Linked DNA regions of Homo sapiens: regions 1 and 2 are each linked to region 3. A link is a contact called in ENCODE Hi-C or POLR2A ChIA-PET data. All regions are on one chromosome and are shown on one strand. The core of a region is the stretch at or near the end of the contact, and the rest is flanking DNA. Distances in the headings are between cores, read along the strand shown.

What was found. Hi-C counts contacts between places; a loop is a spot of excess contacts on that map. ChIA-PET counts read pairs that join two places held with the same protein, here RNA polymerase II (POLR2A). Pooled maps may share reads with other maps.
Region 1: a pooled map shows a loop between it and region 3 (2.3-fold over the local background). The contact joins the enhancer-like site here to the promoter of BBS10 in region 3. A Hi-C loop is called at or near these places in 2 of 37 single-sample maps with no recorded cell type and 11 of 50 pooled maps.
Region 2: a map of heart left ventricle shows a loop between it and region 3 (4-fold over the local background). The contact joins the enhancer-like site here to the promoter of BBS10 in region 3. A Hi-C loop is called at or near these places in 1 of 168 maps with a recorded cell type or tissue (heart left ventricle), 12 of 37 single-sample maps with no recorded cell type and 12 of 50 pooled maps. POLR2A ChIA-PET finds 5 or more read pairs at or near these places in 2 of 52 experiments (Caco-2 and activated T-cell).

The regions. Positions count from the first base shown.
Region 1 is chr12:75,957,893-75,962,331 of GRCh38, reverse strand. It overlaps the pseudogene RN7SL734P. Among named protein-coding and RNA genes, the nearest start is that of PHLDA1-AS1, 70 kb to the left of the region's middle. RefSeq lists an enhancer at 3,905-4,439. Within about 2 kb of position 2,067, at least 6 of the 41 ENCODE cell types and tissues checked have a DNase peak (open chromatin) inside an H3K27ac peak, as active enhancers do.
Region 2 is chr12:75,932,370-75,937,294 of GRCh38, reverse strand. No RefSeq gene overlaps it. Among named protein-coding and RNA genes, the nearest start is that of PHLDA1-AS1, 96 kb to the left of the region's middle. Within about 2 kb of position 3,399, at least 5 of the 41 ENCODE cell types and tissues checked have a DNase peak (open chromatin) inside an H3K27ac peak, as active enhancers do.
Region 3 is chr12:76,346,584-76,351,324 of GRCh38, reverse strand. It overlaps BBS10 (Bardet-Biedl syndrome 10), which reads left to right and starts at 2,910. Exons shown (of 2, transcript NM_024685.4): 1 at 2,910-3,163; 2 at 3,538-4,741. The coding sequence starts at 2,967. RefSeq lists enhancers at 2,509-2,558, 1,705-2,654, 2,655-3,604.

The sequences.
Region 1 (4,439 bases), core at 818-3,317, 390 kb after region 3:
CCAGCCTGAGCGACAGAGCAAGACTGTCTCAAAAAAAAAAAAAAAAAAAAAAGAATCACTTGCTGTTCCAGGCACAATGGTTGTATCTTAACTTAATAAGAGGAGTAAACAAGTGTTGAATCCTTAGTATGTGCCAGCCATTACACTAAGAGCATCACCCTCACGATCTTACTTAATCCTCACCGCAAGCCCATGAGCTGAGCACTGTGCATGCATGCTACTGGGAGGTAGTGGGTGGGATCAGTATAGGCTCTTCCAGCTCATTGCCACGCCTTGGCAGGGTGAGGTCCATTGCATTGGCTTCCCTGCCAGATGCTGTAGGAAAATACACTGGAGGCCAGGTGCAGTGGCTCATGCCTGAATCCCAGCACTTCGGGAGGCTGAGGAGGTGGGCAGATCCCTTGAGCCAGGAGTTTGAGACTAGCTTAGGCAACATGGCAAGGCCCCATCTCTATGAGAAATACAAAAATTAGCCAGGCATGGTGGTGCATGCCTGTAGTCCCAGCTTACTCAGGGGGCTGAGGTGGGAGGATTGCTTGAGCCCAGAAGGTCAAGGCTGCAATCAAGCTGAGACTGCACCATGACACTACAGCCTGGGCAACAAAGTGAGAAGCTGTTTCCAAAAAAACAAAAACAAACAAACAGAAAACACCAGAGACCTGGTTCCTAGGTTCATAGCATTCTCCCGTGGAACATAAACAGCTAGTGTAAGACCTATCTTCCTCCAGAAACAAGTGAGTTATGAGTGCAGATACAGTTCATTGACAGTCAATGTGATCCATAAGCTGGGTGGGACAGTGGTTTTTCCAAGGCCACATCCCACCTTATCATCTTCTTCCCTGTAATAGCTGTAAGAGTATTAGCTCATATTTGTTGACCTGTTGTTGAGCTCCAGACACTGTCCTAGTCATTGTACATGCATTCTCTCTAATCCTCATTGCTATTCTCTGAGGGTGGAACTGAGACAAAAAAAAATTAAGTCCATTTGCCCAAGGACTCACAGCAAATGGAAGGGCTCTGATTTGGACCTGAGGGCATCTGTTTTTAGAGGCTAAATGCCTGACAGGGAGGTCTACAGCTGAAAGTCTCAACCAGATGGTAAATGAGAAGCACTGCGTTTTATTTACCTTCCTGACACCAGGTCATGTACTGTAGGGACTCAGTAAGACTTGTTACTCAGGGCCAGTTGCGGTGGCTCACACTTGTAATCCCAGCACTTTGGGAGGCTGAGGCGAGTGAATCACCAGTTTAGGAGTTCAAAACCAGCCTGGCCAATATGGTGAAACCCCAACTCTACTAAAAATACAAAAATTAGCTGGGTGTGGTGGCGGGCACCTGTAGTCCCAGTGTCTGGGGAGGCTGAGGCAGGAGAATCGCTTGAACCTGGGAGGCAGAGGTTGCAGTGAGCCAAGATCATACCACTGCACTCCAGCCTGGGTGACAGAACAAGACTGCATCTCAAAAAACAAAACAAAACAAAACAAAACCCAAAAACTTGTTACTCAGAAGAAGCACCAAAAGGTGGTTGTTTTGGGGGATTGGCAATGGTGTGGAGTATATCGTATGTGCTAAGTGCTTTTTAACCAACTTGGATCGAGGCCAGGGTTATTTTCCTATTCTAGGTCTGACCTCAAAGTGCTCCCTTTGGCATGTTGGATTCAATTATTAGGGTGTTTTCACATTTACCTTTCCCAGCAATAGTTTTCAGCCTTAGCATTCTGCTCACATTTCACTTTTAACTAAGTCTCTCTTTAGCAATCTGCTCAGACCTCTTGCCTGTGTGAATAAAGTTTGATTTTCACAAAGGGCACTTTCTAGTCAAAATTCCATACTTGCTGCTTTCCGGGCTATGAAGTGCTGACCTGGGTGGAGGAGACATTGTTTCCTTAGAAAACGACAGAGCTTGAAGCTCTTCACTGATGTGAGGGCCTTTCTCTCCCACTTTGGAACAGTATCAGTCAGATGTACTTCATTAGAGAGACCCTGGGCTAGTTCCTAGGAGCTTCCTGTCCACCAGCTGCTACAGTGGGGTTGGCAGGTACCAGGTGTGGCCAGCAAACATACCTGCCTCAGAGGCCTGGGTCCTTTGAAGTGCCGAAGGAATGTCACACTTCAAAGAAACCTCACTGCAGCTGTCACCTGGCTATCGAGGGGAGGTCAGAGAGTTAATATGCAACCATGAAACTCCCACCTCCAGCCAACACCTGCAAAGCTGAAGCACATTTTTTTTTTCTGGTGCACAGGATTTGAAAGCATTGTTCCTAATTTATCTCAGCATTGTTCCTAATTTATCTCAGCAAGAGCTCAATGCCCTATGTCTTCAGATAAAGATCTATTGTATATATCTGTCCAACAATAAAATAAGTAAATGAGCTGGATTTTTCTTTTCTGAATAGGAATTATTTAGTAATGAAGTAAGTATTTGCAATTACTATTTGCAGGGGTTTAATTATGGGACTAATTTGTAAAAAACATTAGCAAGGCTTTGTACAAATGTAGCATCTTTTATCCGAGGATCACAATGTGTTGTATGCAAATGAATGAACTCTGCTGATGGCTCTGTTTGGTATGCACTCAGTCACTGTTTTAAATTTTCCTTGGGCATTCAGCACTCTAGGGCTGGGGTGGGAAGCCAACATTTATTTATAAATTGCAGCAAGATGGATGTAGATTAGATCTAAAAAAGGACTTCCTGGTTGTGATGTTACTAAATGCTGGCCTGAATTACTGCAGCAGTTTTTAAAGACTTGCGTGAACAAGACTTCCTGCCACTTTGATAGTAGTCTTTTTATTAGAAAACCAAACCCATCATCTTCTTCCAGTAGAAGAAGCTAAGTTTTCAACTTAAACACAAATAGTAAGCCATTAAAGAAAAGAAAAAGAGGGTTGGAGTGAGTGACTATAAAAGCCCAAATTCTGGCAGACTCTCCTTTAAGGCTCTGGACTCTGCTAAAACCTGGACTGCAGGAAGGTATGCCTCAATTAACATCATAAAGGCTAAATTTTGCCTGGGGATAGCCTTTGTTACAGTTCCTAGCCTCAAAAAAATGGCTTCAGCTCCCTTTCCCTCCCACCCTTGTTTATACATTCCAATACAGATTTGCATCTAAAAAATAAGATAGACAAATGCCTGCATGTATATGTTTATAGTGGAATTTCATTACAGATATCTGCCTAATGCTGACAGATAAACCAGGCCCGATGACCTAATATTCCTCCTGCACTTGTTTTATTTGAGCTTCATGTTTCTTCTACCTACTCCTCCTTCGGCAGGAACAGAAAGATTTAGAAAAGAACAGGTTCTTTGCAAACAGCCTATGGCTACTCTGATGGCGGACCCTCATTCACCCTCACTCTCTGCTTTCTAATCTCTTTCCTGTCCCACTGCCTTACGGTTTATTGAAACCTCAAAACTTTCTATAGCTTTGGTGCTAAATTTTGCAATCAGTTTTCTTCCTCACTTAGGGGTTAGTGCCCCTGGACTCATATTGGGCTGCAGCAGAGCAAGTGGAAGGTCAGAGGAGTTGAAAAGAAGAGTTTCTGGAATTGGGCTGCTTAATTCAAAATCTGGTTTATGAACCATGGGAACTTGGGCAGGTTTCTTCACCTCTCTGCCTAGTTTCTTTAACTGTCAAATGGGGACAGTATTAATCCCTACCTTATAGAAAATTCATGAGAGTTTAAATGAGATGATACATGTATAATACATATTTCAGGTAACATAATACAGATTTCTGTTAATTAATTAGACTCCAAAAACATAAAGATGGGAATACTTGTATCTCATAGCATTTTTGAATGCTTTTCACATGCTTCTTAAGTATTGTACACATACCATCTCATTTAACTCTCATGACTTTTCTATAAGGTAGGAATTAATATTGTCCCTGTTTGAAAGTTAAATAAACCAGGCAGCGAGATGAAGAACTCTGCCCAAGTTCCCATGGTTCATAAACCAGATTTTGAACTAAGCAGCCCAATTCCAGAAACTCTTCTTTTAATTAATTAAACTCTGAAAACATAAGGATGCTTATACTTATATTTCTTTCCTGGATCCAGAGCATCTTCAATTATTATGGTGTTTCTCCAACTGTGGGTTGGGTATTATTAATGGCTCATGAACTCAACTTAATTTGATATCAACTAGCCTACGAAAAAAGGAAAAATATCTGTGTACAAGGCAGGTATTAAGGATAGTACTACCAGGCATGATAGCATGCATCTATAGTCCCAGCTATTCAGGAGGCTGAAGTGGGAGGATCGCTTGAGTCCAGGAGTTCTTGGCTGTAGTGCATGATGCCAATTGAGTGTCTGCACTAAGTTCAGCATCAATGTAGTGACCTCCCAGAAGCAGGAGACAACCAGGTTGCCTAAGGAGGGGTGAAGTGGCAGAGGTTGGAAACAGAGCAGTGCAAAACTCCCACACTGATCGGTATTGG
Region 2 (4,925 bases), core at 2,150-4,649, 410 kb after region 3:
ATTCTCCCTCCTATATAGGATCCTTTGATCTTCTTCCCACACTACTCCCCGAGCAATCAGGTTACCATGCTGCAAGAAACCCTCCAATAGCTTTCCATTCCTCCAGTGAAACAAAGAAGTGTGGGAGCGAATATATAAAGCTCTTTTTACTTGGGGAAGTCTTACCTCTTCATCTTCTTCAGCCATTCCCCATCTCCTTTCCTACAACCCAACTCCTTGCATTTCCGAAAAGGGTCTATTTTCTTAAGCCTGTGCCCATGCTGCCTGCTCCAATTAGAATGTTCTTCCTTTCCTTTGTTTAACTCAACCTTCTAGCTAAGGTCAAAGGGGGGTCACCTCTACTAGAAATTCCTCTCTAATCCCCGGTCCAAGTTAGGTGCTCTCCTTATCTATCTGCCTCGAAACATCTCTCATGATAGGCCATGCTCACTGCTTTACTCTGTCCTTTACCTATTGATGTATCTGTGGTCCTGGCCAGTGTTCAGACCTGGCTCCCCAGGTCATGGAATGTCCCAGCTGGAAAGGACTTCCTCTTCATTTTGCAGATGATGATTTGTTTGTGTCTTACTGCCTTTAAGAAAGGAATCTGAACTTCCTGTTTTAGCAATTGGAAAACTGTTTACTAAGGCTCTGCCTTGGGCAAGGTGCTATGTTAGGCATCTTCAGAGTATATAGAAACCCTTCTCTTAAGTTGCTCAGTGAGGCAGGGGAGATAAAATATCTAATAAGTAAAATGCAAGCAGTAAAGAGGCAAATAAGAGAGGTAGAGATAAAATGCTGTGAGACCTCAGAGGAGGGTATGATAAAGGACACTGGGATCTGCAAAGGGGTCAAGGAAAGTCCTGTGGAGGACTGATGTAGGAGCTGAGCCTTGAACATGGGTGGCAGGGAATAAATTGTAGAGGGGGCATTTGGGGCAGAGAGGCTAGTAAGAGGAAAGGCAGAGGCTAATTGAATTTTAAGCAATGGGCATAATTTGCTGTCTGAGAGTTAGCAGTTTCTTTCATGATTTTTTTTAATTGCAAAAATTGTGTAGCACCAAATTGGGATCTTTTGTTGCTTGAAAAATATTTAGATAGCCTAGATATATTATCCTGTGTCATCATGTTACTTTGGCTGTCTCCTTTTTCCCAGCATTCAGAGGATCAAAAGTTTGTAACATTTATTTATTTATTCAGTAAACAGTTATTGATCTTCACTATGGGCTGGGTGTAATGGCATTCACAAAGATAAATAAGACAAAATCACTGTTTCCAAGAAGTCACAGTGTTGTGAGTGTGGTAAGAGATAGGAAGATTACAGGATGGTTAAAAAACAAAGTAGGCCAGGTGTGTTGGCTCATGTCTATAATCCCAGAGCTTTGGGGGGCAGAGGCGAGTGGATTGCTTGAGGCCAGGAGATCGAGACCAGCCTGGGCAACATAGTGAGACCCCATCTCTACAAAAAATAAAAGAATTAGCTGGGTGCAGTGGTGCATGCCTGTAGTCCCAACTACTGGGAAGGCTGAGGCAGAAGCATCAATTGAGCTCAGAAGTTAGAGTCAGCAGTGAGCTATGATCACACCACTGCACCCCAGCCTGGGCAACGGAGACTGTCTCTAAAGCAACAACAATAACAAGATAATAAATACTGTCTGTGACACAGGTATGAGGAGGTTGCTATAGAAGCTGAGCCAAGGGAGCCCCTACCTCTGGCCTGGGGGCAAGAGGAACCATTGAAGAAAATTTGAAACCTCTGAAATAGGCAGGGATAAAAAGTGTCCCAGAGACAGTTACACTATGTGAGAAGTAAATGGGAGGTGAGAAAATGGAACCAAGGTGGGTAGCTTTTTGTACTTTCGTAGATTTGCAACTGAGCTTCAGCAATATTTCTACCCTGATCTATGTTATTTTTATTTTATTTTAATTTTTTTTTTATTTGAGACAGAGTCTCACTCTATTGCGCAGGCTGGAGTGCAGTGGCACGATCTCGGCTCACTGCAACCTCCTCCTCCCAGGTTCAAGCAATACTCCTGCCTCAGCCCCCCGGTAGCTGGGATTACAGGCATGCACCACCATGCCTCGCTAATTTTTGTATTTTTAGTAGAGATGGGGTTTCACTATGTTGGCCAGACTGGGGTCGAACTTCTGACCTCAGGCGATCCACCTGCCTTGGCCTCCCAAAGTGCTGGGATTACAGGCATGAGCCACCATGCCTGGCCAATCTATGTTATTTTTAAAAGAAGAAGAGAAATAGATCAAGGAAGAGGAGAAAGACCTGGTTCCATAGATCTGACTCTGCAGTTTGTGTGCTGTGTAATAGAGAAAAGTTAGTGTCAATTTGGACATGGGCCAAATGACCTTTTGAGTCTCTTGTAGCACAAATGACCTGGAATCCTGTTTTCTTTATGATTATGAAGCTGGGCATAGGTATTCTGATGGGCACAGCCAAGATATTTAAGCCAACATTTGCTGAGAAACAGTGAAACTCATTTTCAGACATTTTTCCCCCATGACTGAGAAGTGTTAGGTTTTTGTCCAGCAGCAGTAGCTGTTGATTGCTGTTTTCCTGAGAGAGGGAGGCTTTTTTTTTTTTTTTTTTTTTTTAACATTCTGACACCTTTTTTTTCCCCTCCGTATCAGTACTGCTCACTAACCACATCATATGGTGATAAGAACTGAAATTACTCATTGACATTATCGTGGGGCTATTTCGAAAACATTATCTCATTTCATTTCCTAGAATATCATCAAGTCTCCACAATACCAGTTCCTTAAAGGAGAATGTTTTTGTTCCAACTGAAACCAAAATATTTTAGTGAATTTTGTCTTCAGTATTACTTCCTTCCTATTCTAATACTGTGGTCAAAAGTATAACTTTTGGCAAACTCTTTGCCATAGCGGAATCTGACTTAGTTTGCTGAATTTGAAGTTAGCTGTTTTCAGTAATTTCTTTTCTTTTTTTTTTTTTTTTTTTTTTTTTTTGAGATGGAGTCTTGCTCAGCCCCCCAGGCTGGAGTGCAGTGGTGTGATCTCGGCTCACTGCAGCTACCATCTCCTGGGTTCAAGTGATTCTCCTGTCTCAGCCTCCTGAGTAGCTGGGATTACAGGCACCCATCATCATGCTCGGCTAATTTTTGTATTTTAATAGAGATGGGGTTACTCCATGTTGGCCAAGCTGGTCTTGCACTCCTGACCTCAGGTGATCTGCCCCCCTCGGCCTCCCAAAATGCTGGGATTACAGGCTTGAGCCACCGCATGCAGCCTGTTTTCAGTGATTTGTCTTTACTCTTTATGTAGATTATCTGCATTGCAGATTACTTATTGTAATTTTCAAATCCTGGGCTGAATTTCTTTCATCATTTCCTGTGGATTTGTCATCTCTTTCCTCATCCTCACCCTCTATTCAGGCACCATGTAACCAGGCAGTTAGACAAAGCATTGTTTCATAGCTGAATCCATCACATATTTTTTTTATATATATTCCCAAAGGTATACAAATAGTTTTCATATTGTTTGAGAGTTTGATTTGTTTCCACTAACATAGAAAAATAGTTGTTTAATAATTAGACACTCCTTTTGTTTGATCTTGACTCCTTTTTCATGAGACCAGATGAAGTATTCATTAATGTTCCTATGAAATAATTATTTTGAAAACTTTTAACCAGTTCCAGTTTTTTTTTTTTTCACTTTTCTGATGTATTGATCATTCATGCATTCACTGACCATTTACACCATTTTTATATTGCTCTCTAAACTGCTATATTCAAAGCTAATTGTAGGCAACATCCTTAAATACAGTTAAAGCAATAATAGTTCAGGGGGACGAGTGTTAGCAGCATTTTAGGATATTCAGAGAAAGAGGTACAGTAAGACATCTTAGAGCTTCTGGGAGGCCAAGGGGCTTGCTGGCTAATGTTTCAACCATCAGAACTTGTTTGAGCAACAGTCTTGGCCCTACTACATGAGTCATAAACACCAGGATAGGCGATGCCTTCAGCCAGATGCAATGGAAAAGAGTTTGTTAACATGGAAAATATGGGATGGCTATACCACATACGTCAGTAGGACTCCCAGAACTGAGTCTTTTAGACCCGTTAATTACTTTTTGAGTGAATTAATGTATATGAGCAAACACATTTAGGGTGTTGCTAGCCTTATTAGCCAATAAGCACAATTCCTTGCCAGACAGTTTAAGACTGAGACCAGCTAGTTAATGAATTTACTGAAAGGCTCATTTATAAGGCTGCTTCACAGAGAATTTAGCAATAAACAATTCTGCCAACTCTTGATCTTTCAGCTATAGCCTTTCTTCCTGTATTTCTTTGGAATAACACATAATTAACATACAGCGATCAAGTTTTTGCTTGTCATTTAATATAGCACATTTTTTCTTTTGTTTTTTAGTATCTTTGCATATCAAGCAATGCTTTTAAAACTTATGCAAGCGTTGTATTTTGGACTCTATTTCTTTATAATTTTTTGTATCATCCTGCTGGGTAGATAGTGTGGGAAGAAATGCAGAGATTTTTATTGAATACTGCCTTGTTTTTAGGTGGTGTTTAATATTTAGATATGTTGGGTCTGCTAATTTAGGAGGAAAAAGTATTCTTTGGATTTTTCTTTTGCATAGCTTATTTTAGTTGCCAATCTTTTCTGGGTCTGAAGGGTCAAAAATGGCTGATAAAAATAGGTAAATAGCAATGAATGTGGTTGTAGGAAAATAGGAACTGATGGTGCTATGAAAGTGTTAATCTCCCATCATCAGTCTATATTCCTGGTTTTAGTGTCACAGGAATTTGACAGCCTCCTGAACTTTAGCCACCTCTCAGAAAATCCTGCTTCTCTTTTGAACAATGACTCCAGGGCTGGAAGATGGGTGAGGCATCCACTTAGTGTGTCAACAATGTAGAAAGGACCATGGTGAGAAGCTGACTAGAAGCCCAC
Region 3 (4,741 bases), core at 1,661-4,160:
AAATCCATATGAAAGGGTTTTTTTTTCCCCCCTCAGATCACCTATTAGTCCATACTGAGTCAACATCAGATGAGTTCCGAGACATCATTCCTCTCTGGTTTTCCCCCACCCTCCTTTCTTCCCATTCTTGCTCTCTGCTCAGGGTCCAGTTGCTTCTGGCTGTCATTTGGTTTGGTTTTATTAATTGGGGAGAAAAAGATGGGAGGGCCTGCCGGTTCCTCCTATCTTGTTCATAGCAATAAGGATTAAGGAAAACGGCCCCTCATTGTCCAACCTCGTGAAACATCTACAAGATCATTTTCTTGCTAATACTGGCATGCTTCGACTCTAGATGATGTATGTTGTGCCATTATGCTAGTTGAATCTTCTGCATCTCACAAAATATCACTTGTGGGAATAATAAACCAGGAGAGTGGTGACCTACCACAGTAATTTGGTGGGTGCGTCAGAGGCATCTGAACCAGAGCAACTCCAGTAATTTGGTGGGTGCGTCAGAGGCATCTGAACCAGAGCAACTCCATCTTGAATAGGAGCTGGGTAAAATGAGGCTAAGATCTAGGCTGCATTCCCAGATGATTAAGGCATTCTAAGTCACAGGATGAGATAGGAGGTTGGCACAAGATACAGGTCATAAAGACCTTGCTGATAAAACAGGTTGCAGTAAAGAAGCCAGCCAAAACCCACCAAAACCAAGATGGCCACGAGAGTGACCTCTGGTTGTCCTCACTGCTATACTCCCACCAGCACCAAAGACAGTTTACAAATGCCATGGCAATGTCAGGAAGTTACCCTATATGGCCTAAAGAGGGGAGGCATAAATAATCCACTCCTTGTTTAGCATATCATCAAGAAATAACCATAAAAATCGGCAACCAGCAGCCCTTGGGGCTGCTTTGCCTATGGAGTAACCATTCTTTTATTCCTCTTTCTTAATAAACTTGCTTTCACTTTATGGACTCGTCCTGAATTCTTTCTTGCATGAGATCCAAGAACCCTCTCTTGGGGTCTGGATTGGGACCCTTTTCCTCTAACAGGTGTAATATAAATATCTGTTGAGTGCTAACTATGCCAGGCACTATGCAAAGTGTTTAGTGAACATTCTCCACCTACTCAAAACCTCTTGAGATTTTTATTTTGTATATGTTATCTCCACTGGTTTTTTTGGCGGGGATTGTTTTGTTTTGAGACAAGGTCTCGCTCTGTCGCCCAGGCTGGAGTGCAGTGGTGCAATCTTGGCTCACTGCAACCTCCCTTCCCGAGTTCAAATTATTCTCATACCTCAGCCTCCAGAGTAGCTGGGATTACAAGCATGCACCACCATGCCCAGCTAATTTTTGTATTTTTAGTAGAGACGGGATTTTGCTATGTTGGCCATGCTGGTCTTGAACTCTCGGCCTCCTGTGATCTCCCACCTCGGCCTCCCAAAGTCCTGGAATTACAGCCATGAGCCACTGCGGCAGGCCCATTGTTTTTAAAGATGAGAAAAGCAGAGATCAAAGAGGTTACTTGGTGAATGCCACAGGTAAGGAAATGACAGAGCAAATCCAGGTCTGAATCCAAAGCCCATGCTCTCAAGTGCCTGTGTTTTAGGCCAGGCAAGGTGGCTCATGCCTGTAATCCTAAAACTTTGGAAGGCCAAGTTGGGAGGATCACTTGAGGCCAGGAATTCAAGATCAGCCTGGGCAACACAGGGAGACCCTGTCTCTACTAAAAGAGAAAATAACCAGGCGTAGTGAGGCACAAAGCGACTTGAAGGCTAAGACAGGAGGATCACGAGCTCAGGAATGCGGAGCTGCAGTAAGCTATGATCTCGCCACTGCACTCCAGCCTGGGCGGCAGAGTGAAACTTCATCTCTTAAAAAACAAAAAAAATGTTATAAGAGACAGTATTTTCTGTCTTTGGGTTATATACAATAATCCTTGGCCATGTGTTTTAAAGCATACTGTTGATCACCGACGTGATTAATGGATTTAAATCTGCACAGCGGCTCATGCCTGTAATCCCAACACTCTGAAAGGCCGTGGCAGGTGGATCATTCAGGTCATGAGTTCGAGACCAGCCTGGTCAACATGGTGACATCCCCATCTCTACTAAAAATACAAATATTGGCGGGGCACAGTGGCGTATGCCTGTAATCCCAGCTACTTGAGAGGCTGAGGCACGGGAATCGCTTGAGCCCGGGAGGCGGAGGTTGCAGTCAGCCGAGATTGCGCCACTGCACTCCAGCCTGGGCGACAGAGCGGGAGTCCATCTCAAAAAATAGAGACTTCGCATCATTTCTGCTTAATATATTTGTGGTGTCTAGAGTTTTATTGTGATACCTGAGTCTAGGAAATGTGGTAAAGCCTCTGCAGCAGACATAAAGCCTGCAATTCATGGCTGTGGCCAGGCTCTCCTCACCTGTCCTGCATCTACAAATTATTTCCGTTATGGTAAGGAGAGCAACTCGTGGGGAATGTGGACAGGAACATGCGTGAATCCAAGGCAGAGGTTTTGCCCCGGAAAAAGCAGCTTCTGGCAGGGGATGAAAGCCAGCAGAGTTCCAACCGGGGTGCCCTCTCCTTCACGCAGGCCCCACTACCGTGTTGACTTAGGAAGAAAGTTTCTCGGGAGACTAAGGGATTTGGGGGCAGCGGACGCCACTGGAGGGAGATGAATTCACCTAGGGAGCCGGGGAGGGGCTTAGGGTTGCCGCTCCAGGCACAGCTGCTGGAAATCCTAGTCTGTTTTTTCTGCCTTCGCGTACAACGGGCCAGCTCACCCCACCTGGCAAAGCTGCAGGGCTTTTCCACCAGGCGGACAGAAGGGCAGCCCTCTCGCCCAACCAAGAAGCCGTGCTACCCCGGCTTCGACTCCTGGCTTCCGGGTTTTCTCCCCGCCTATTCCGTTTCCGGCCGTTCCCACCCCTGTTTTCGGTCGGCCCGGGTGTTCTGCAAGCTGGTCAAAAAGGGGAAGCGGCCCAGATATGTTAAGTTCTATGGCCGCTGCAGGGTCTGTGAAGGCGGCGTTGCAGGTGGCCGAGGTGCTGGAAGCCATCGTGAGCTGCTGCGTGGGGCCCGAGGGACGGCAAGTTTTGTGTACGAAGCCCACTGGCGAGGTGCTTCTCAGCCGGAATGGAGGCCGCCTCCTGGAGGCGCTACACTTAGAGCATCCCATAGCCAGGTACCCGCGTCCCACACGCTAACCCGTAGCCGGGCACCCCAGGCAGCCTCTGTGGAGCTCTTGTCCCATCCTGAGGCGATGCGTACTTAGAAAGACTGACCTCGGGTGAAACCGCTGTATGCTCGGAATTAGAGCCCTGCCCAAGGGAACACTCCTGCACCCCAAATCTTACCAATTCTCAAGACCACTTCTCCCCACTCCACCCAACGGTGGAATCTTGGAATAGAGCAGAGTTTTTTCCAAGAAAGGAAAAAACTAAGGATGTATCCAAGGAACAATATTCTCATTTTATGCTTATGGCTGTGTAAACATGGTTTTAAGATGTGGGAAGCCAGCCTTCTGAAAATGAGTTGCTTTATTTCTTTTTTGTACAGGATGATAGTGGACTGTGTTTCCAGTCATCTCAAAAAAACAGGAGATGGTGCAAAAACATTTATTATCTTTCTTTGCCATTTGCTTAGAGGACTTCATGCAATCACAGACAGAGAAAAGGATCCTTTGATGTGTGAAAACATTCAAACCCATGGAAGGCATTGGAAAAATTGTTCTCGGTGGAAATTTATTTCCCAGGCTCTCCTAACGTTTCAGACACAAATATTAGACGGTATTATGGACCAGTACCTAAGTAGACACTTTTTGTCTATCTTTTCGTCTGCTAAAGAGAGAACATTGTGTAGGAGCTCTTTAGAGTTGCTCTTAGAAGCATACTTTTGTGGAAGAGTGGGAAGAAATAATCATAAATTTATTTCACAGTTGATGTGTGACTACTTTTTCAAGTGTATGACTTGTAAAAGTGGGATTGGTGTATTTGAGTTAGTGGATGACCATTTTGTAGAGTTGAATGTTGGTGTCACTGGCCTTCCTGTTTCAGATTCCAGGATCATAGCTGGTCTTGTGCTTCAGAAAGATTTTTCTGTGTACCGCCCAGCAGATGGTGACATGCGAATGGTGATAGTAACAGAAACCATTCAGCCTCTTTTTTCCACTTCTGGATCAGAGTTTATTCTAAATTCAGAAGCACAGTTTCAGACATCTCAATTTTGGATTATGGAAAAGACAAAAGCAATAATGAAACATCTACATAGTCAGAATGTAAAATTGCTCATATCTAGTGTGAAACAACCAGATTTAGTTAGTTATTATGCAGGGGTGAATGGCATATCAGTGGTTGAGTGTTTATCATCAGAAGAAGTTTCTCTTATCCGGAGGATCATTGGTCTTTCTCCATTTGTACCACCACAGGCCTTTTCGCAGTGTGAAATACCTAACACTGCTTTGGTGAAATTTTGTAAACCTCTTATCCTTAGATCCAAAAGATATGTTCATCTAGGCTTGATAAGCACATGTGCATTTATACCACACTCTATAGTTCTTTGTGGACCAGTGCATGGTCTCATTGAACAACATGAGGATGCTTTACATGGAGCACTTAAAATGCTTCGGCAATTATTTAAAGACCTTGATCTAAATTACATGACACAAACCAATGACCAAAATGGCACTTCAAGTCTTTTTATTTATAAGAACAGTGGAGAAAGTTATCAAGCACCAGATCCTGGTAATGGCTCAATACAAAGG